3 separate regions of the Mus musculus genome follow, and regions 1 and 3 are each linked to region 2. The links are chromatin loops, found by intact Hi-C in ENCODE. Cell type or tissue: left cerebral cortex. All regions are shown on one strand.

The links. Peaks named below come from ENCODE experiments on the same cell type or tissue, not always from the same donor. Only the 100,000 strongest peaks of a DNase experiment are listed, where the experiment ranks them.
Region 1: a loop joins it to region 2, with 4 times the contacts of the local background. A loop is called at or near these places in 20 of 42 quality-filtered maps.
Region 3: a loop joins it to region 2, with 14 times the contacts of the local background. A loop is called at or near these places in 30 of 42 quality-filtered maps.

Annotation. Positions count from the first base shown.
Region 1 is chr3:57,731,491-57,739,490 of GRCm38, forward strand. Rnf13 (ring finger protein 13) reads left to right here and starts at 4,567. Exons shown (of 10, transcript NM_001113413.3): 1 at 4,567-4,710. In left cerebral cortex, no CTCF peak of the experiment used is centred here; DNase peaks (open chromatin) are centred at 3,771 and 4,505; H3K4me3 peaks cover 2,612 bases; H3K27ac peaks cover 2,247 bases.
Region 2 is chr3:57,662,958-57,670,957 of GRCm38, forward strand. Ankub1 (ankrin repeat and ubiquitin domain containing 1) reads right to left here. Exons shown (of 4, transcript NM_001033349.2): 4 at 4,465-5,581. The coding sequence ends at 5,454. Among named protein-coding and RNA genes, the nearest start is that of Commd2, 15 kb to the left of the region's middle. In left cerebral cortex, CTCF peaks have their summits at 992 (motif pointing right) and 4,264 (motif pointing right); DNase peaks (open chromatin) are centred at 973, 2,630, 4,274 and 4,541; H3K4me3 peaks cover 418 bases; H3K27ac peaks cover 669 bases.
Region 3 is chr3:57,808,994-57,816,993 of GRCm38, forward strand. All of the region lies in intron 7 of Rnf13 (ring finger protein 13), which reads left to right. It also overlaps the pseudogene Gm17951. Among named protein-coding and RNA genes, the nearest start is that of Pfn2, 35 kb to the right of the region's middle. In left cerebral cortex, a CTCF peak has its summit at 6,684 (motif pointing left); a DNase peak (open chromatin) is centred at 6,607.

The sequences.
Region 1 (8,000 bases), 69 kb after region 2:
CCCTATTTATGGGAAATAAAATTCAAAATATTAAGATCAGGCTCTCAGTGCAATGCCATTCATTGGTCCATTGGGTTTGTGTAACCCCCTTGAAATATAATACTTCTGAACATAGCTGGTCTAAAATTCGGTCTCATTTAAAGGGGTTTCTTAGTTAGGGTTTTACTGCTATGAACAGACACCATGACCAAGGCAAATCTTATAAAAAACAACATTTAATTGGGGCTGGCTTACAGGTTCAGAGGTTCAGTCCATTATTATCAAGGTGAGAGCATGGCAGTATCCAGGCAGGCATGGCACAGGAGGAGCTGAGAGTTCTATGTCTTCATCTAAAGGCTGCTAGAGGAAAACTGACTTCCAGGCAACTAGGGTGAGGATCTTATACCCACACCCACAGTGACACACCCTTTCCAACCAGGTCACATCTATTCCAACAAGGCCACACCTTCAGATGGTGCCACTCCCTGGTCCAAGGATATACAAACCATCACAAGGGGCTTTGGAGCAATTCTATTTTGGCCTTGGGTATGGATTCCCTACATCATAAGATCATAGATATTAATACTTCTAACGTGGGATCCACTTCTATTGAGGAAGTGTCTCCAGCCTTTGCCTCTGTTGTGCATGAGTTCACTTCTTCCTCTTCCTAGATGACTGTGCTGATAAATGGAAGAATTACAGTAGGTTTATTTTGCCTGGTTTTGTTTTTCCTTCCAGTCTGCATCAAGCAAGACTGAATTGCCAACTGTGGCCCCAGATGGCAATTAACCGATTAGTAATCGCACTTACCATAGATGTTCTCACCTTTAAATTAAAACAGAAAGGGGAGATGCTGAACCTTGGCGGGGACAGAGTGACATGGTTCCTGCCCTGGGACAGCCCCACCCCTCACCTTGCCATGTGAGCCTCCACAAGTGTTGATGGCTGCTGTGGGCTTAAGTCTTGTTTGTATAATAATGTACATATTTCACATTCCTCTGAGAAATGTCCTCACTGTTGACATTAATGACTCCATGAAAGCTTCAGGCCAGCCCTTAAGGTTATGGAGCAGATGTCTAGATTGAGCTCAAAATATATAATTTCTCAACTATCCAAAGTATTCACATAATTCATAATACAAATTATGAGGGGCTTCATGAATCTAAAGGAACAAAGGAACACCCTGAGCCAGCTTGTCAGGATACAAAGGCAGGCAGAGTTCAAGGTCAGCCTAGAACAGAGAATGCTTAGGTCCACTTTTGGTAGAAAGGGTAATTTCAGGGCAGGGTCCCACCCAACTAGTTTATCTTCTGTGTTTAACAAAGGCAGACAGATCCCTGAATTCTTTTGCAATGTTAAGGGAAAAAAACGTATGATGTATGCTTGATGCCCCTTAAGAATCGAAGGGCTGGGGCCACAGATGGCAATTCATAAGATAATCAAAAGGAATCCTGGGATAAATAACTGACTTGATATGTAAATTAGAAAACTGGGCTTTTGGTTTGCATGAGATGAATTAGCAAAAAGTGATAGAAGTTCTTTAGAATTTTTTTCTCTATGGAGAGCCGAGCAGTCTGGAGATCTCTGGAGAGCAACAGAGCTCTTCAGAAATTTTTCTTAACAGGATTCCTGACTCGGTCGGAAGATCCAATAATTTTTATAGCAGCTTTTCTGCATTTGGTTAGAAAACCCATGAGCTAACCAGATAGCATTTAGAATTTTTACAAGCAGAGAGAGCTGTCTCAACCAGAGAGTTTTTAGGAACGCAAGAAAAAGCTGTCCAGACACACACACATACACACACACACACACACACACACACACACACACACACACACACATACAGAGAGACACAGAGAGAGAGAGACAGAGACAGAGAGAGAGACAGAGAGAGAGACAGAGAGAGATAGAGAGAGAGAGAAATCTGGAAAGCCAGCCAGCTTGGATTCTTTACATTGCTCCCAGGCACCCTTCTCTCAGAATTCCTCTCCATGCCAGGCTGGTCTTTGGCATCTCTATATATCTATATCTATATCTATATCTATATCTATATCTATATCTATATCTATATCTATATCTATATCTATATCTATATCTATATCTATACCTATACCTATACCTATACCTATACCTATACCTATATCTATCTATATACATATGAATGAAAATAAGAGGGTTATTTGATGGCTATATTTGGTTCTCATCTTGACCACATAAGGAGTTAACTAAAACCCCAAAATGGAGGGCACACTTGTGAAGAACTTTTGCTTAATTTTAAGTACCAAGATACATTTCTAATCCAGAACTTTGAGGTAGGAAGACAAGCCTTTAATCAAGATCTTTTAGTTGGGAAGATACATCTTTAAAACAGATCTTTTGAGGTGGGAAGACCCTCCTCTTACCTGGGCTACACCTTCTGCTGGAAGCCTATGGAAGGACAGGGGAGAAGGAAGCTTTTGCCCTTTGCTTGCTTGCTCTCACCTTGCTAGTGAGTCCATTCCTACACTGGCGTTAGAGCCTACTTAGGGATCCCAGTGTGTACAGTTGAGCCTACTGGATTCTTGGACTTTCTATTCATAGGCAGCCATTATTGGATTAGCTAGACAGCAGCCTTTACATCATTCTAATAAATCCCACATATATTGATATATTCATATATGTTCATTCTATAAGTTCTGTCACTTTAGAGAACCCTGGCTAATAAACCCTTGAAACCAAAGGCCCAACTAAACATTTGCTTTTATAAGTTGCCTTGGTTATAACACACAGTCATAGTAAATAAGACAGTCTTATGTTTCCTAGGCTGGCTTTGAAGTGGCTACAAAGCTAAAGAGGCCCTGTAACTTTAGATCCTCCTGAGTGCTGGAATTTTAGGCCTATTCCATCACATCCAGATGATTGGATTTTAGGAGGGAATAATTGGTGTTTTTTTTTTCTTATCATCATATACTCTATTAAAATTTTCATGCTCTCGAAAAAAAGACAATTGAAAATATTATTTTCCACTCTATCTTCTAATTTGCCTTCATTCAATACAAGGGATATATATATATATATATATATATATATATATATATCACCATTAGTCTGCCCAAGTGCAACACAAATACATTACCTTGCTTATTTCTGAGAGAACTATATATTTACCATGGATTACAGAGCAGACTGAATACAGAAGCAAAATGTTCTCTTCTTAAGAGTTTCTATTTAAGGAATTAGCAACTGGCTTTATTTTTTGTCCTTAAAAAAACTTTTATATTATGGAAGAAATCTAATTTAATATAGAAAACCATTTTGAGAGAATTTAATTAAAGATGCATCAAAAGATATAGCACCTCTCTGTATAGTACTCTAGCCTTCATAACAATATTCCCAATCTCGACCTTCATGACTTTGTCAAAGCACAGTTATATAGTTGTGAATGTCTTCTTCCCAATACATGAAAAATACATTAACTATACAATTATGGGCTATGCAGCTGAAAATGTTTTTGATGGTCCTTATTATTCTAATCTGATTCTTTTTTGTTCCCTCCCTTTTCTGTAACCCAGAGTCTAGTGCTTGCTAGGCAAGTGCTCTGGGTGCTGACTGTGAACTCAATCTTCAATCCCTTACATTTGTTTTCTTAAATTGCTTGAGTGGTATTTAGAGTAGATTCTAGTTTAAAAGGCACAAGAAAAAAGAATAGGAAATCTTTCTATTCTTGTTCCCCACCTACTTAGGGCTCCTGAAGCAAACGAGGCTATAAACAACTTACATTCCTGTAATAACTCCCCCCACAACCAAAATCCAAACATGTTAATTAAATATTTGATGCCAGTATGGGCCTCAAAGATGCTTTATTAGGGCCAGTTCGATTAGGGCATGTCAGAATCTTTGCATCAAACCGCATTAAAAACAAAAGGCAGTAGTTTAGGAGCTGTTAATGTTGATGGCCCAATAGGTCATTTCAATCCAAGAACTCTGCTTTTTCAGACTAGGGGGTGAAAAAGTATGAGAACTCAAGGGATGAGATTTTCGTTCCTCAAAAGGTGACATGGTTTTTGAAAGGCTGTTTTGAGGACTGAATCGCGTGGTTGGACTTTGGCTAGTCAAGCAGTGAGCTGATCAGCCCGGCTCCCTGCCAGGCCTCGTGGTTCTTGCATAAACCTCGGGCGGTTAGTTCTAACCCGACCTGGATTCCAGCGCAAGGCGTCACCCGGAGTTCCCCGCCCTCATCGGCCCTCTCCCGGGAGGGTGCAAGACACTTCGCGGCTCTTCGGCCTCGGATCGCTGCGGGCCACTCAGACACACAGCCTTCGCTAGGGCCTCACTCTGCAAGCCAATCATCTGCGGATCAGGCTGGGGCAGTCCAGGGTGGCTTCTCCACCGCACCCAGGGCTTCCAAAAGCCGTCCCTCCCTCATCTTCCCCGTTCCTAATAGGGATGATGTATCACGCGGTTCAGAACGACACTCAAAAACTGGGCAATTCTCCCAACCCAGCAGAGGCAGGCTGCGCGACTCCGCGAGAGGGGCGGGGCCGTGACGGGCAACATCACAGCCCAATAATATTTCTTTACCTCCGAGTATGGGCCAATGAGGCATGGGAGGCGGGACTTCCGCTTGCCCGCTGTTGTGGTCCCTTCTCCGACTTGCTTGGGTAGGGGCTCAGTGCGGATACTCAGTCATGAAGTCCGGGTAGCGACTTCTCTTGGGTGGCCGTGAGCCTAGGTTCCGGGGGCGGACTTCAGGTAAGAACCAGCGTGGCTCCGCAGCGGTAGGCGGGGGTTGTCGGGCCTGGCCGGGAGAACACACCCACTCCGGCCTGGGTGCGGTAGCCCGAGGTGGGGACGGTCGGGCTCCTCTGCTACGTGCAGTGACAGCACAGGCCCGTGCGGGAGAGGAGTCCTTAGCATCCCATCCTGCGGGCTGGTAGATCTGAAGTTGTCGGGCTATGGATTTTGCTTCCCACGGCCCCTTCCAGAGGTCCCCGTGGCCTGGAAAGATACTTGGAAGACTTCTCTAGTCCAGGACTTGCCTCTTAAGTCCTCGGCGAAAATACTCTCGGGCTGTTTTGTCTTTAAAAAGAAGAAGAAGAAAATCTCATCGCTTGCTTCCTTCCTTTTCTCACCCACTCCCCTTTCCTTCCGTAAAAGCTCAGCTCACAGGCTTGGACGTGACCTTGCTAGGGCCACATACTGCCTTTTTTTTTTTTTTTCCTACCCAATGTTGGAAGTCCGAACTTTTTTGCAAGGACGCTTATTGAATTGATCTGCCCCTGAGAGGGAAACAACTTTGCTGCATGTTCTCTGCTTGCTTATGGTCAATTGCCCTATTTTCTTCTAATCTGGCAGTAGTTAATTTCCATAACTCCCATTTTAATCTTCAATTTCAGCACCGTGGGCAGCTGCTATAGGCTGATGTCTGCCCCAAACCTGCCTGGATTATACTGTTTTCTACCAGTGATGCAGCAGTTCCAGTGGAAACTGCGTTCCTTTCAGCAGTGCCCAGAAGACAGCTGCACTTTCTGATACAATACAGTAAAGTGGCCGTGCCTCCCAAGAGCCAGTAGAGACAGGCTATTTAAAGATTTAGGGAAGAACTTTTGAGAGTTTAATTGGCCACAGGGTCATTGTTTATTTATTTGAGACATGGTCCTTACATGTAGCCCAGTCTGATCTCAGACTTCCATTCTTTTGCCTCAGCTTACTCAGTACTGGAATTACTAGCCATCAAGCCTTGTTTAAAGACAGTTTTTAATGGGTCAAAAAGAATTCATTTCAGAGGACTGTGGTCTTTAAATAGGAGTTGAGTGTGGAGGGCCACAGGGATTCATTAATAGACTTTTTTCTTCTTTTTATAATCTATGGCCATAGAGTTAATTTCAGGTATAGTTTTTTTTTTGTTTTTGTTTTTGTTTTTATGCGGGTCAAGAGGAAGATATAAAGTGTAATATTGTAGAATCAGGCAAAAAGCAAAGCAAAGCAAAACAAAAAACTGTTTCCAAAGAGTTTCAAATTTGGGAATCAGACTAGACTTACCCTCCAGTGTTGGGTGACATCAGTAAATATGGAAAGGGCTAGTGAGATGTTTGGTGAGTAGTAGAGCTGGCCCTGCAGTTCTAATGGTCTGGATTAGATTTCCAGAACCCACATAGAGGAAGAAGGGGAGAACTGACTCCACAAAGCTGTCCTCGGCTCTCCACATGAACCTTGTGGTATATGTCTTACCTCCCAAGTCATACACACACAATAAGTGAGAAAGTTAAAAAAAATGAAAAAAGGGTGAAGTTGTGAAGATTAAATGAAATAAAATATGTCTGTATCATAGTTATGCTTCCTTGAATTGATTATATAGACTATAGTCTTTGTATAGGGAAAGTTAGTTGTCTTAGTCATATGTGTATGTTTTCCTCTGCCTTACCTGAAGTCAAAATGGTGTCTCGATGTGCAGTGGAAGTAATGTGAATAAAGTCCGTGCTTAGGGAAATGGAATATGGGAAGGTTTGGGGCTAACTACTCATTTATCCTTGTTATTTCTGTAAGGATTTTAGAGGAGCCTAGCTTCTTGCTAGCTTGCAGCTTACTTCCTTTGATGTTTCTGCATCTGAGGCTAACAGAGTTTATATCAGCTTTTGGGCACTAAGTTCAGCAAAGTGAGGGTAGAGTAGGTGTTTGCCTCTTGGGGTAGGTTTATAGAGTTGAGCAAGATACTTTATGTTTTGTAGTTTTTATTAAGACTGTGTATTAACTGGCTTGATAAAATCATATGACATACTTATGTCATGTTAGTATTAACTAAAAGTAGTTGGCTTTTAAAATAAAACATGGCTTTTAAAATAAAACATGACTTTGGACATTTTGAAGTTAGGAACTAATAATGTATAGCTGAAAGCAAAATGAGTAAGCCAAAGTAGTGATTTCCACTGTTTGACTTGTGGATGCTCACAGTCAGCTATTGGATGGATCACAGGGCTCCCAAAGGAGGAGCTAGAGAAAGTACCCAAGGAGCTAAAGGGATCTGCAACCCTATAGGTGGAACAACATTATGAACTAACCAGTACCCCGGAGCTCTTAACTCTAGCTGCATATGTATCAAAAGATGGCCTAGTCGGCCATCACTGGAAAGAGAGGCCCATTGGACACGCAAACTGTATATGCCCCAGTACAGGGGAACGCCAGGGCCAAAAAAATGGGAATGGGTGGGTAGGGAAGTTGGGGGAGGGTATAGGGGACTTTTGGGATAGCATTGGAAATGTAATTGAGGAAAATATGTAATAAAAAATATTTAAAAAAATGAGTAAGCCAAAGTAGTGATTTCCATTGTTTGACTTGTTATTAGTGTATCTTCGTGCTGCATACTGTGGTTTCCTGTGGCATCAAAAAGGGAAGGCAGTTAGAAACCACTGCTAGGTTTCTCAGAAGAAACAGGGTTAATAGACATATGAATTCACTTTAATAAAACACGTTGGTGAATAATGGTTCTAAAATCATATATTCTGTAGATAATTATTGAACAAATAAAACAGAGAACTAAGGTTTTTATGAAGATGTTGCACTGCACAAAAATTGATTAGAGAAGAATGAAAGTATGTGATTGCTTTTGTCAAAATTTATATGTCATAGTATACAAATAACAAAACATAATGGCTAATTTTATTATCTATGGGTCAAATAGGTTTCTGATTACTTTGTATGATCACATTCAATTCTCAAATTCATTAATATGGCAGGTAATAGTACAGTTATGACTTAAAATTTATTTTTTTTTTTTTGAAGGTTCACTTTTTTTTTTATTTTTTTTTTTTTATTTTTTTTTTTATTTTTATTTTTTTAAAGATTTATTTATTTATTACATGTAAGTACACTGTAGCTGTCTTCAGACACACCAGAAGAGGGCGTCAGATCTCGTTACAGATGGTTGTGAGCCACCATGTGGTTGCTGGGATTTGAACTTTGGACCTTCGGAAGAGCAGTCGGGTGCTCTTACCCACTGAGCCATCTCACCAGCCCAAAATTTATTTTTTTGTATGTGTATACAC
Region 2 (8,000 bases):
TAATGCTGGAAGCAGGGGCTGTTCCTGACTCTTTTGCCTATTTGTGTGACCGTTTTCCTCTACTGGTTTGCCTTGCCCAGGCTTAATGTGATGGTCTGTGACTGGTCTTATTGGAGCTTGTTATGCTGTGTTTGGTTGATGTACCTGGGAGGCCTGCTCTTCTCTGAAGGGAGGAAGAGGAGGTGAACCGGGAAAGAGAGGAGGTGATTGGTGATGAGGGTTGGAGGAAAGGCTAATGGGAGGGAAGCTGTGGTCAGGATATAATGAGAGGGGAATAAAAAAATAATATAAAAAATTATATATTTTAATTCAAAACAGCCTCTAAATTAAAGACAACCCAGATTCTTCCCCCCCAATAAAATGGATAAATATATTAGGATGTAGGATATTACATAAAGTTGGAATACATAGAAATAAGAAAAACCAATATACATAAAATAATTAGTTTCATAGATGATATGTTGAGCAAACAGCCAGATAGAGAAACTAAAGAACAGGATACACCTTTAGTAAGACTGAGGGTGTCTCTGGGAGGATTTACTGTTTGTTTAAACCTATTTTACGGAAGAGGAAACAGAATCTACCATGATGTTAACTAGATTAATCAGCATAGTATCTTTCCACTGAACTATTATCTCTTCATTAGAACATAGTTTAGTAAATACAGACAGAAAATAGAAAGTGAATAAGTTAAAAAAGAGGCTAGGATCATAGGCATGATCCATAACCCTGAGATATGTTGGATTTTTAAATTCTTTTTTGTTTGTTTGTTTTTGTTTTGTTTTTTTGAGACAAGGTTTCTCTGTGTAGCCCTGGCTTTCCCGGAACTCACTTTGTAGACCAGGCTGGCCCTGAACTCAGAAATCCGCCTGCCTCTACCTCCCAAGTGCTGGGATTAAAGGCGTGTGCCACCATGCGGGACACATAAAGTTGGATCTCTTAATTTTGAATTTTACAGCGTAAACTACTCTCGCCACTAGGTGGCAGCAACTTAGGAGGGAAAACAAAACAAAACCAGTCCAGAAAGGAAATCCTGGTTTTAAAATTCTTTCTCCTGATCCTGAGCAAGGGAAAAGGCCAATCATACATCTGTAACTCTCTAACATAGGTAACCAGCTATGCCTCACATGTAAGATAGAACACAAATGATTTGATGAGAAAGTTTTGTTTTTCAGTTATAGTAGTGACTGTTCCAGGAAGCCTCCCCTTTACCCTTGTGTGTCCCCAGCTGTGACAGTCCATCACCTTAAATTCCAATTCTGCCATTCTACCGAGGACAGACGTCCTCTCTCCTGTACATCTTGTCTTGTAAACCTCCGTAAGCTTTTATTGTTCAATTTGTTATTAATTTGTTCTTTTTCTCCCCCCACTTCTACTTTGATGACTGTTCTGTCTTTGGGGGCAGTTTTGATGACACCCTCCCATATTTCAAGTTTCCTTGTCCTGTCTCCCCTCCTGAGAACTTTCAGAATGAATATAGACACATGGCCTGGGTAATAGCACCAGCAGAGGTTTTCTTTAGATCTAGTATGAGGTGAGATCCTTCTGTTGTTATTTTGTTTTCTGAGACAGAGTCTTACTATGAATCCCAGGCTTGAAACAAGCCCCCGCCCCCATCCCCACCCCCACCCCCACCCCCGACTCTGACTCCCAAGTGACTACAGGCAAGAGAGACCTAGGCTCAGTGAGACACAGTCCTTGGTACTAATTAAGAATTGACATTTTAAAGCAATTTGTATTACTCAGTATACCATAGTAGGGTTTCATGAACACTCCTCTGTCCTAGACCTGCCTCATTTAGGATTTGCCCTTGTATTTTTGAAGAGAAAGCATTACCATTTACCTTGCCACAGCTAAGCAGTAAATGGCATTCTCGCGTGGAGTCCTCCCACTGTGCTCTGAGAACGATGTGAAGAGCGACCTTAGCAAACAGTCCGCCCTGGGCGGAGGGCAGTAGAAGAGAGGGTGTGCATAATCCACTCTTGAAACGGGAGGGAGGGGGACCTGGGGGAGATAGGGGTTTTTGATGTGCTTTTCTTTTCTAGCTGGGGCAGACATTTTTTTCTGGTTGTCTTGTTGATGACTTCGCACTTCTGAAAAGCTCTTCACGTCTACTAAGGACGGGAATGTGAAGATTTGTTTTCTGGTGTCTCGCTGTGACACTGGTAAAGAATAGACAGGTTTCCTGCTTGACTGTTGCTTGCAGGGTGGTAGTTTACTCTGGGCAGTTTGCCAGCTCTTGTCTTCAGTCTTGTACCAACTCTTGGAGGTCATCTTGGGCTTGGTGAAACCATCAACCATCACGGTGTCTCCGACTTTTGCCCCAGAGACCCTCCCTCTGCCAAGCTGGCTTTTATGGCACCTATGACTCTGAGCTCGGAGAATCCATTGTTTTATTTTAATATAAATCCACATCGGGACTGAAAGTTTTAGAAAAGACACCGTGGACCACATTTTACTCAGTAAATACAACACACAGTCTTTATGTTGGTGTTTCGATGCGATGGCCAGGGGGGATTGTCCTGCCGCGTTCTTGCATTCCAGGCACAGGACACTGCAGTTGACAAAGGCCTTCAGAATTAACAGCTGGCCAGCTTCTGCGGCTGCGTGAATCGGGCAGTTAGAGACATCTGTGTGAAGGGCTTCGTGGCACCATGCTCGATAAGGGTGAACCCCAACTGCCTCATGGGGCTGCACCCCCTGCTTCAGAGCCCATTCAGTGAGCTCAGTGTGTCCGTGAAAAGCAGCGATGTACAGGGCTACCCTTTTCTGGTACCTGAACGAGTGGAACAAGTTTGGTACAAAGGGTTAGTAAGTCGAGGAAATGACAAAACCAATGCTCATTCCTTATGCTAACCGTAAGCAGGGTTTAGAAGGTCTGGGATATTGGTACAGCGGGTAAAGCGCTTCAGGTGAACCTGTAATCCGGCGCTGTGAGGGCAGAGGCAGAATTGCTGGGACTTGCTGCCCCCTGGCCTGGCTGGAGGGCCAGAGAGAGAGACCCTGTCTCGGGAGACACTTGACACCTTTCTGGAATTTCCATGCATGAGCACACAGATTCATACACATCCAACACACACATGTACAACACACACACACACACAATCAGTTCCTTTTTTTTTTTTTTTTTTTTTTTTTTTTTTTTTTTTGAGACAAGCTCTCCTATAGCCCACACTAGTTTTGAACTCACTATGTAGCTAAGTCTGGCCTCGGACCCCGTTCCTGCCTCTACCTTCTTGAGTGCTGGGATTGTAGGTAGGGGCTCTTGCACCCAGTGTGAGCTAGTTTTTAAAGATCAGTCTTGCTCCTTCCCACTCCCAATGTCTTCTCAAAGCTTGGTAGGTAAAACAAAATTCCTTCATACTTCTCCATGAGGAGGTCTCTCTCGGACTTCCAGCCTCTGCCTACCGACTGCCTGCTTTCCTCACGGGTCACCCAGTTCCTTAAAGCTATCTCGCTCCCAGGTCTTTGCATATAGTTCTGGAATACCTACTCTAACATGCTGATTTCTTTCTTTCTTTCTTTCTTTCTTTCTTTCTTTCTTTCTTTCTTTCTTTCTTTCTTTCTTTCTTTCTTTTTCCTTACCGCCTATCGGAATGCAAACCTGTAGTTCTCGACTCTTCTTTACCGGTCTCAGACACTCGTCATACTGTTCCCATGACGTGCCATCTGCAGCGTGCCCAGTCATAGCCCCTCTCATACTGAATAATAATAGCAATGAACCTTGATGTTATAGCCTGCTTACTGTGGGCCAAGCATGCTTACAACGATTGACTTAGTTCATCTCTAGGAAGCTTCTATGCTGTAAGCTTATAGACTACAACAACCATCGTTTCTTACTGCTGAATTCTTAGGACTTCACCGTAAGGTACATAATAAGTGCTCAATAAAGATGTGCTGATTAGGTAGAGAGGAATAAAAAGCATTTCAGCCTTACCATACCCATCTTTGAAATCTCGGTTTCCTTACCTGTAAAACAAAGTAAAGAGTTCCCACCCTATGGAATTACTGTTTTTATAAATAGACACAGTACAGTGTTTGATCTTGAGCAATGCACTCAATAACACAGTTGTATTAAAAGTAATACAACTATTTGTTCGGATTTAGAATATGAAACAGTATTACAACTATCCCTAAACAGAAACTGATGGGAATTTTTGTATATTTCATGGTTGTAAGAACTCTGCCTCCTGTGTTCACTCTATGAAGCCTTCGGAGCTACTGCTGGCTCCTACCCTTTAGAAAAGCGTGGTTAAATTGCCCACAAGAGGGCGCTGTTCTAAAACACCGTATCACAAACAATTCAACTGAGACTTGTGTAGCTTCTGGTTGTTAATGCAATAAAATAAATGCTGCGCGGCTTCTCCAAGCCAGCCACGTTCCACAGTTCCACAGCCCTAGACACACATTATCCTTCACATAAGGCAAAAAAAAAAAAAAAAAAGAGCGAACTATTGCTCCATCGAGAGGAGAGCTTTTTATTTGGATCGTAGCAAACACATTCAAACAGAATGAGATTCATGCCAGAGAAACACAGAGAGAAGGCAGTTTGGTATCCTGTTTGGGGTGTAACTATGGCCACTGTGTGCAAAGGATCTGGGTGGAGGTAAAGACAGGCAGCCAAGCCAGCTCTTAATAAGGCCTCTAAAGGAGAAGCTAGACTCACTGTCATTTCAAAGCTCGAATACAACCAATCATTTAAAATCAAATAGCAGCTTACGGTTTTGTAACAAATGTCTGCTGTTAAACCCCGGCTTTTTCTTTTTTCAATTAAAAAGCAATTACAGTTGTAACTCAATGCAAATTCAACAGTTGTATTTGGAGTTACATTGTTTTAACAATTAAATTTAGCTAATATATGTGGGCTTGGGAAGAAGTGGCCACTGTTTTCAGCCTATCACTTGGCAGATTTTTTTTTTAAATACTGTTACTTAATAAAATAATTAAACATGTATGGCAGAATATTTATTCTGAAGATAAGAATATTTAAAGTGTTATTATAAGTATGATATGTGCTAGGTGATGGTGGCGCATGCCTTTGATCCCAGCACCCAGAAGACAAAGGCAGGCAGATCTCTGAGTTGGAGGCCAGCCAGATCTACAGAGCAAGTTCTAGGATAGCCAGGGCTACACAGAGAAACCCTATCTTGAAAAACCAACCAACCAACCAACCAACCAACCAACCAACCAACCAACCAAGTGATATGCAAACCAAATTTGTCACAGATTTAATTAGTGTTCCAGAGAAATATCTGCCTGAATTGCAACCCATTACCAGTCCTAGTGACTCTCTTGCTATTGAATCATCAAATATCTAAAATAATAGTAATAATAATAATATCTTATCGAATTGTGTGAGGTGAAATTGGTTTGCATCAGGACTATGTCTCTACAGAGAATTCAGGTTCATGGAGGCTTAGAACTAAGTGACTTAAATCCATCTAATGTCTGATTTAGCTTCCATACTTGAGGACTGGTCCTTCTTTTGATAAGTAGTGTTGGACTTTAGGTTTTTGCCCAAGAAGACATCCCATGAGAAATTCCTTCCATCCATCCCAGACATCCAGACGAAGTGTTGTGCCTGTGGATCAAGAAAGACAGTTTATGGTCCAGTCTCTCTCTCTGTGGCTCAGCAATACATTAAAATTTAATGTTACCTTTCTCCAAACATAGCAAGATGCACAGTAAGATGAAACTTTTTATCAGGAAGCAGGGAAGATATATCTGTGTCGGCCTTTATTGGGTGGGGAAAGTCCATTAACATTCATGTACTCTGGGTTCTCTATCTTCTCAGTGAGTGCATTTAATGTCTAAATGCCAGGGATTTTCATGAGAAAATATCCCACACTTAGGAGTAGTTTCTCATTCTTCTCATTTTTTTTATGCCCATATCCATAAAGATGTTCAAGAATTCTGGACTTCTTGAACTCTTTTCGTGAGCAAGTCCTTGTTGCCCAACAAATTGTATGCAGTTTTTTTGGGGGGGGGGAATAGGCACAGCAAATAAGTATACACCCCAGACATTTACATTTATAATCAACCATAAAGAATCTGTTCAAGGAGCCAGTGAGGTGGCTCAGCAAGCAAAGGTGCTTGATGCCGAGCAGGCTTGCCTGAGTTTGATCCCAGGATCTGTGTGACGGAAGGAAAGCACTGACTCCTGCAAGCTACTCCCTGACATGAAAGATTCTGACATTAAGATCGAAAATTTTATTTACTTTGACATAAAGATTTAAATCAAATTTAAATCTTGGGGTTCAGTGGTTCAAAGCTCTTACTGTTCCTCCTAGAAACCTGAATCTGGTTCCCTTCACCCACATGGTGGCTCACAATCATCTGTAACTCAAGTTCCAAGGGAATTGATACCCTCTCTGGCTTCTGTGGACATATACACACCCTGAAACACATACACAAAAAACATAAACAAAAATAAGATTGTTTTGTTTTTTAAAAAAAGACAGGATTTCTCTTTGTAGCACTGGCTGTCCTGAAATTTACTCTGTAGACCAGGCTGGCTTGGAACTCAGAGATCTGCTTGCCTCTGTCTCCCAAGTGCTGGGATTAAAGGCGTGCACTGCCGCTGCCACCACTCCCTGACAGATAAACTTGTCTTGGATGAATATTTGATGCAGATGTAAATCATCTGCAATATCTTTTGGAGTTGACTGATATTTTAACTTTATAACTGTCACTGCTAAGAGTGTCGCTTCACATAACCACGCACTACAAATGCTGAAGGATGCTTAGGTCCTCAATTCCAAGTCAAAATCCATTGAACAGTGTGGGTGTGCATGTGTATAGAGGCTAGAGATCATTGTTGAGAATTTTTCTTAATCTACTTTTTACCTTATTTTATAAGACAAGATCTCTTCCTTGATCAAAACCTTAGCAATCTGACCACACAAGCTGGCCAGCAGGCTCCATAGAGCCTTCTGTCTGTGTTCTCTAGATCTGGGGCTCTTGGCATGCATCATTCATTGCGCCTGGATTTCATGTGGGTAGTGGGGAATCAAACCTGGGTCCTCCTGTGTGTGTGACAAGCTCTTTGTCAATTGAGCCATCTCCTCAGCTCCTCATCTAGTTTTTTTTTTTCTTTTGGAGGTGGGGACAGTCAATCTTTCCCCATATAACCCTGTTTAGCTTGGAACTTGCCACACAGATGAGAGTGACATTATATTCGTGGCGATTCTCTTGTCTGTGTCTTGTAAGTGCTAGGATTATAGGCGTGTACCGTCATGGTTAGCTCGTAGGACTGTGCTTCGCTGTGTGGTCAGGGGAATCCTCTCAGTTTAGTCTTTTATTTTCAGCCTCTCCTTAGGATTAGTGTATGCTCACAGTCCTGTGAAGCCCAGAATCCCTCCTATCCCTCCTCTCTGACCATCCATAGCTCTTCATCCCATGCACCCCAGACCACAATCTCCTGAATGTCTCCCTGTGATCTCATTAGCTCACACCAACTTGGTTTGTTGGATTATAACTGAGGATATGACCACAGTTCATCTCTTCCACTTTGCTGCAAATGCCAGTGTGCAGGGGCAACTTTGTGCGTTTCCGTATGAGGTACTATGTGTGCTGACTCATGAGAAACTCAAATCTGGATGTGATTGCATTTCCAAAATGTTATTTCCCACTGCTTTTGGAGAAGGATTCAGAGTCCCCTATAGATAGCAGCAAGGGTGGTTTATTGAGTAGAGAGTGGAGAGGTTCTCCAATGAGCAGAATTCTGGCCAGGATTCCTCTAGTTAAAGCAAGTGGGCTGGCTGGCTACCTAGGGAATGCTGGTTATGCCTTGGGAATGGTGAGAAGCAGGCCAAAGCCACCTCCCTAACCCCATCCTTCTCTTTGAGCCTTATGTTCTGTGGGTAGCCAGGAGATCTACCTATGATTTCTGGGCTCTAGACTTTACATCTGAAATCCTCTCTCTCAAATACCCTCCACTCTCACCCCCCCCCCCCACACACACATTCAAATTTAAGGGATTCTTCAACATATCATGAAAA
Region 3 (8,000 bases), 150 kb after region 2:
CATGTATGACATGTCAACTTAAAGTCTTGAGTAAGTTCTCAGGACGACTATAGATGGATCGTGTGGAAGATAAGTGTTAGGCTCTCCTGGAAACCTCCATATTAATTTCCATAATGGCTAGATAGTTTACATTCCCACTAGCAGTGTGTAAGACCTGCCAGTGTTTGTGATTATTGGTTTTTTTAATGACTGACATTATGATTGTGGTAAGATGGAGTCCCAATATAGTTTTGACTTGAATTTCTCTGATGGTTTGTGAAGTTGAACATTTTAAAATGGTATTAGCCATTTGTATTTACTGCCTTGAGAACTGTCTTTTCATTTTTTTAACCTATTTATTGATTGGGTTGTTTGATTTCTTGTATAGTTTTTGAACTTTTAATAATCTAGGTATAAATTCTCTGTCATATGTACAGCTAGGGAAGATGTTTCAATCATTGTGTAGGCTAGGCTATTTTTTTTCCCCACAGAAGTAGCTGTTTACTGTATACAGCCTTTTGATTTCATGGGATTCTGTCAATTGTTGGCTTTATTTCTTGAGTGGCTTAAGTACCATTGAGAAATTCTTTGCCTTAGCTGGAATCTTGAAGTGTTTTGCCTCCTTCCCCCCATGTGTGTATTGTGTATGTGTGTAACTGTGTGCATGCATGTGGAGGCTAGAGGACAGTCTTGGATGTCTATTTTTTCTTTTCTTTTTTTTTCTTCTTTTTTTTTTTTTTGACTGAACATGATTTGGTAGTTTATAAGAGAGCACCGTGGAAGCCCTGAGGAATGCAGGGCTCTCCACTTGTTCAGGGGACCATGGTTGGGGATATATTTGACCCCACAGTCATCAGGAATGAGCCACTGGTATTAAACCTGTGGAAGCCTTACTTCTTTGAGATGTGGATCTTCTGATAACCAGGGAACTTGAGCCTCAATCACATGTTCCTTATTCTGCAGCTTGGTCCAAGTGATGGTAGCCACTGTGATCCTGGTCACTGTGACCTGTGGCTTCCTGAAGGTGCCACACATACCTGTCTGGACCCTGTCAGATCCAGCACTGGACAACATCCTGTTGGTTTGGATGACATGGCAAGGATGAGCCTCACTTGGATATGAAAGCCATCCTTGCCACATTCTTTCCCATGTATTTGTTGCTACTGATGCCAGCGACATCTGGTGCTTCAGAAGAGAGCTGTTCATATTCATTTGACATGATGTGGCCACAAAGTGGGAAGTCATCAACTTTTGCCTTCCTCCATCCCAAGTCAAAGATGTGCATCAGGGCCACCCCTGTGGCCCATGATGACCCTGGGATCATCAGAAGAAAAGCTTTTAGGTTTTTGTTGTTTTGTTTTGTTTTTTGAGGTTTTTTTTTCTTTTTGCTTATTTTTCTTTTGTTGTTGTTGTTTTGGGGGGTGAACTTGGGGGAGGATTTTACTAGCTTAGAATTCACCTGGTAGGCCATGTGAGCCCCACGACTCTATTGACCCTGGCTCCCCAGAACTGAGATTATGAGTGTGTGCCATCACAACCAGGTTAGTTTATGTGGGCTTTGGGGCTCACACTCAGGGGTTTGTGCTTGTACTTTATTGACTAAGCCAGCAGCTCTCAACCCGTGGATTACAACTCTTTTGGGGGTTGCATATCAGATATGTATATAATGATTCATAACAGTAGCAATGAAATAATTCTATGGTTGCAGGTCACTAAAACATGAGAAACTGTGTTAATAAGTTGCAGCACTAGGAAGGTTGAGAATTAAGCTATCTACCTAGCCCAACCTTTTCTTCAGAGTTTCAAGTTTTACATTTGGTCCACTTAAAGCTGATTTTTATGCAGAATGAAATAGGAGATCCGACTTCAGTCTCCTGTATGTGGATAGCCTATATATGTTGCACCATTTGTTAAAGAGGCATCTTTTCTCTAGTGTTGTTTTAAAAACATTTGTCAAAACTCATGTGGTAGAGTTGTGTGGGTGTATATTTGGGTCCTCTGCTCCACTCAGCTATTTGTCTGGTTTTCCACTGGTATCATGTTGTGTTTACTGCAGTAGCTTTGTAGTATAGCTTCAAATCAGGTATGATGGAAGTAAAATGTCTCCAGCATCATTTATTTTGCTCAGGATTTCTTTGGCTTTCATTTTGTGTTTCCATATGTAAATCTAAGTCTATGTTTTCTTTTTCTGTGAATAAGAATGGTCTTAGAATTTTGGTAAGATTGCATTGAGTCTATAGAGTACTTTAAGTGCTGCATGTTAATATTTTTGTGTGGTGTGCACACACATGCATCCCCTGAGCCTTTAGTTTTTACTTCCGCTCCTATCCTGTGCACTCAGGCTGGTTGTTGAGTGTATCCCAGCAGTCTGGGATATGGCCATGCCCAGCTATCTATCCTTACAATATTTCAGTGTACCATTTGCTCATCTGTGTCTTTGTGGCTTACATTCTCTCTTCTGGCTGCTCAAGTATACTATTGGTGCTTTCCACTGTGTGTTCTTTTTCTTTCTTGAAAATTTCAAATATTTCTATTTAGCTTCTTAAATGTAGATTTCTGACCCTGTTTATAGCATTATGATTTTTTATCCATATTTTTAACTTTCTGATTTTTCTTCTCTTGCTGATTTTCCCCTCCAGTTTCTGAAATGATTAATCTGCATGTTTATATTGTATTTAAGGTTACTAAACAATTATACTACTAAACTTTTAGAATTTTCTTTAAGCATTTAATTCAGGGGCTGAAAAATTAGGATATTTTAATGGACTCATGATGCCTCAATATTCTTTATGCATATTTTATAATTTGTATGTTTAGATATCTAGTTTTATTTAGCTATATTTTACTTGAATGCAACATCCCCATTACTAGTCAGCATAGAAAACAAACAGCATCAAACCTTATAGGATCTAGAAATATACTAAAATAGATTAGACCTCAGCCCACTTAATCACCTATGATCATAAAATAGTAATGGGAAGACTAATTCTGAATATGTTGTGAAGAATTGTTTTAGATAATTATAAAAATAATAAGTAAATGAAATGAAGAAAACAGAGAAAAGGAAAAATGAAGGAGAAACAAGATTAAAAAAATTTTTTTTCTGAGGAACTGCCAAACTGATTTCTAGAGTGGTTGTACCAGCTTGCAATCCCACCAGCAACGGAGGAGTGTTCCACTTTCTCCACATCCTTGCCAGCATCTGCTGTCACCTGAATTTTTGATCTTAGCCATTCTGACTGGTGTGAGGTGGAATCTAAGGGTTGTTTTGATTTGCATTTCCCTGATGATTAAGGATGTTGAACATTTTTTCAGGTACTTCTCATTCGGTATTCCTCAGTTGAGAATTCTTTGTTTAGCTCTGTACTCCATTTTTCAATAGGGTTATTTGGTTTTCTGGAGTCCAGCTTCTTGAGTTCTTTGTATATATTGGAAATTAGTCCCCTGTCAGATTTAGGATTGGTAAAGATCCTTTCCCAATCTGTTGGTGGCCTTTTTGTCTTATTGACAGTGTCTTTTGCCTTACGGAAGCTTTGCAATTTTATGATGTCCCATTTGTTGATTCTCGATCTTACAGCACAAGCCATTGGTGTTCTGTTCAGGAATTTTTCCCCTCTGCCCATATCTTCAAGGCTTTTCCCCACTTTCTCCTCTATAAGTTTCAGTGTCTCTGGTTTTATGTGGAGTTCCTTGATCCACTTAGACTTGAGCTTTGTACAAGGAGATAAGAATGGATCAATTTGCATTCTTCTACATGATAACTGCCAGTTGAGGCAGCAGCATTTGTTGAAAGTGCTGTCTCTTTAGATGGTTTTAGCTCAATTGCCAAAGATCAAGTGACCATAGGTGTGTGGGTTCATTTCTGGGTCTTCAATTCTATTCCATTGATCTACCTGTCTTGTCGAACTTCGTTCCTCCTTAGAATGGTGAACAAAATACCCATGAAAGGAGTTACAGAGACAAAGTTCAGAGCTGAGATGGAAGGAAGGACCATCCAGACACTTTCCTACCCAGGGGTCCATCCCATAAACAACCACCAAATCCAGACACTATTGCATATGCCAGCAAGATTTTTGCTGACAGGACCCTGATATAGCTATCTCTTATGAGGCTATGCCAGTGCCCCTCATCTATTGGCTGAAACACAGGGCCCCCAATGAAGGAGCTAGAGAAAGTACCCAAGGACCTGAAGGGGTCTGCAACCCTATAGGAGGAACAATATGAACTAACCAGTATCCCCAGAGCTCATGTTTCTAGCTGCATATGTAGCAGAGGATGGCCTAGTCAGCCATCAATGGGAGGAGAGGCCCTTGGTCTTGCAAAGATTATATGCCTCAGTAGAGGGGAATGCCAGGGCCAGGAAGCAGGAGTGGGTAGGTTGGGGAGCAGGGCAGGAGGAAGGTATAGGGGACTTTCGGAGAGGAAACTAGGAAAGGGGATAGCATTTGAAATGTAAATGAATTATCTAATTTTTTAAAAAAGGAAAAAACAATTGGAAAATAACATAATACAAGGGAGTTGAAAAAAGCATGACATCACATACAACTCAAGATCGTAGATTACACAATCAAGACAGAGTTGGAAACCAAAGTTAGATAAAAGAAATCGAATATAAACGCTTGGGTGGGCATGACGGTGCAGGGAGTAAGGGTTGTTACAACCCCTGGCAATCTGAGCTTGATCCCTGGAACCCACATGGTGAGAGGAGAACCAACTCTTGCATGTGTGGCTTCCACGTGAGCACTGTAGCATGAGTGTGGAAAAAAAAAAGCACACACTAAACAAAACATAACAGATACATGTGAGTTAAAAAAAAAGGTAAAATGGTATTAAAATTATAGCACGGGGGGGGGGGGGTAGAGGGGGAATCATGGTGGGAAAGGCAAGACAGAAAAGAAAAACATCTAACAGTGAAAAGGCATGCAACTAGGAGAATGTATGAATGGGAATATTATTTTAAAAAATCAAAATTTGCTGCTAAAACTGATGTGGAAAGGGAAAAAAGTAAAAATAAAAGCAGGCTAGAGCAATGGCGTGGTCGGCATAGTGCATACGGACAAGCACAATGACCAGGCTTCGTCTCCAGCATAGGCAGCCGAAGCTCCCTGCACTGGGGTAGATGAAGATGACGTCATCTCTGTGACCCATCTGGCCGTGTGCATGAGCTCCAGTTTCACTGTGAGACTCTGGACTCAAACAAACAAACAAACAAACAAACAAACAAAAAACCCAAACCAAACTAAGAACCAAACGACCACAAGAAACAAAGGCCCCAAACAATAAGGTTGATATTGTTTTCTCCGGCTTCCACATACATTCATACACATGTACCTCGACTCACATGTGTATACACACACACACACACACACACACACACACACACACACACACACACAGAGAGAGAGAGAGAGAGAGAGAGAGAGAGAGAGAGAGAGAGTGAGAGAGAGAGAGAGAGAGAGAGAGAGCAAATAAAAATAGGGAGCATAGCGGGCCAGTGGGGAATGGAATACTGGACTCCTTCCTAGTTATATATGCATGTTGTGTTTGTTGTTAGGTGCCATTTGTAGCATGTACTTCTACTATCCAACTTTAATGTTCCTGGGTGGGCCGTGCTATCAGCCACCTGCCCAGGTTCTCTAGGATTCGTGGATGAAACACACACACACACACACACACACGTTCTTTCTTTCTTTCTTTCTTTCTTTTTTTAATGGTTTTTTAAGACAGGGTTTCTCTGTATAGCCCTGGCTGTCCTAGAACCCACTCTGTAGACCAGGCTGGCCTCGAATTTAGAAATTCACCTGCCTCTGCCTCCCAAGTGCTGGGATTAAAGGCGTGTGCCACCACTCCCAGCACACTAGTTCATTTTTTTTTTAAGTTTGAAACTTGTTGAGATTTACTTTTGGTACAATGAATGATATGTTTTTTTAAATTTTTATTTTTATTTTTTTATTAGGTATTTTCCTCATTTACATTTTCAATGCTATCCCAAAGGTCCCCCATACCCACCCCCCCCATCCCCTACCCACCCACTCCCCCTTTTTGGCCCTGGGGTTCCCCTGTACTGGGGCATCTAAAGTTGGCAAGTCCAATAGGCCTCTCTTTGCAGTGATGGCCAACTAGGCCATCTTTTGATGCATATGCAGCTAGAGACAAGAGCTCCAGGGTACTGGTTAGTTCATATTGTTGTTCCACCTATAGGGTTGCAGTTCCCTTTAGCTCCTTGGGTAATATCTTTAGCTCCTGCATTGGGGGCCATGTGATCCATCCAATAGCTGACTGTGATCATCCACTTCTGTGTTTGCTAGGCCCCGGCATAGTCTCACACTGTCCGCCTGGCCCGAGAGGCACTAGTTCATTTTTAACCTGCCTTACTGGCTCAATAGCTAGGCTCTTCTAATCCTCCCATGGCTAACATGCCCATACTTTTAATCCTAACTCAGCACTTCTAAATCTTCCTCAGCTTAGTTGCTGGTTACCGTATGTGAAGCCCATTGGTCTTGCTGGGAAGACGCTTTCGGGCTGCCCTTCCGTGGGCCACTTTCCCCTTCCACCTACATTCTGGAAGACTTCTCTGCCGCTCTGAGTCTGTTCCATCTCTTTCCCTGCAGTATCTTGATTCTTCTCCTCTCTCCTAGTCTGTGGGCAAAAGTATCTCCAGTAACTTTCTTTGTGTACCATAGACCTCTGCTGGTCATAGTTAGCTTAGCAGTCTGTGAGCTTGGCAAGTTTTCTCACTCTTTGAGACTCCTAAGGTTATATTCAAGGGGGTGGCTAATGCTCTAGCAGGGGGCATCTCAAATGTGTCAGATGCATAAGCAGCAGCCATAGCTTTGAGATGTGTGCAGAGGAAGAACCTGCATTCGTATGTTCACGATGTATGTACTACTCCCCATGCTGGGGGCTCTACTTCCGAGTTCTTGGGTTCTGTGGCATTGGCTACCAGATAGGTGAGTGCAGAGCTGGAGCCCACACTCAAGAGCTATCAGACTGTGTGCCTATTTCCATTGAGAAACCTGCTCCAGCCACCAAAGGTGGGCTCATTCACTGAACCCCCTGAGCCAACCCTCCTGTAGCCTACAGTGTCAGCTTGTCAGCAACTGTCCCTCCTGCTTTTTAAGTGTCCCAGGGCTGAACCTTGTGAAATGACAGCTGCCTGGCTTGTTGTCTGTTCTCAAGCCTCCCAGTCTAGCTCAGTTTTAAATACAGATTCATTGTCAAGAACTCACCCCCTACTCATAGGGTGATAAAATGGGGTTCCTCTCGATTACCTCACTGGTTGCCAGAGGTATCATTTTTACCTAAGGCAGAGATTGCATTGGAGGTGGCGAGGGCCGTAGCCCTGGGGATTTAGGACAAGTCTCCTCTCCCCAGAGTCACTCAGCTTAGTTATTAGCCCTGTCCTCTCTCTCTCTCTCTCTCTCTCTCTCTCTCTCTCTCTCTCTCTCTCTCTCTCTCTCTCTCTCACACACACACACACACACACACACACACACACACACACACACACACACACACACACCGAAGGCCACAGCTACAGTTGTTTGGTGCAGCTTACCTTTTCTCAGTCTCACCCATCTCTTCCTTCCATTGTCTTGCTGGTTCCCTCACTGCCATTCCAAGTTTCTGAGGCTGACTTCTGCTTTCTGCCTCTGTAGTCAGTTTACTCTGTCTTCTCCTGATGTCTCCTTGACCAGTCATGTGCAGGCAGATTACCATCCTCCATTTTTCCTTGGAAGCCTCAACTTCTTACTAATTATGTTTTTTAAGAAATTATTTTCAGCATAGTAATACAGTGGTTTCTGTGGTTCATATACTGAATGAGTATTTTAAGAGAATTTCTGTCATATGTGGAGTGAGTTCTCTTTATCCTTGGCCATCTGTGCCTTGCATTGTTGTTAGATGTTTATGTGATTTGTCCTTCCAAGAAGTGGACTTAAGTTCTGCATCCATAATAAACCAGACTCACACTGCTTTGGGATCTATATATTCCCAGTGAAAAAATACATACAAATTCTCTT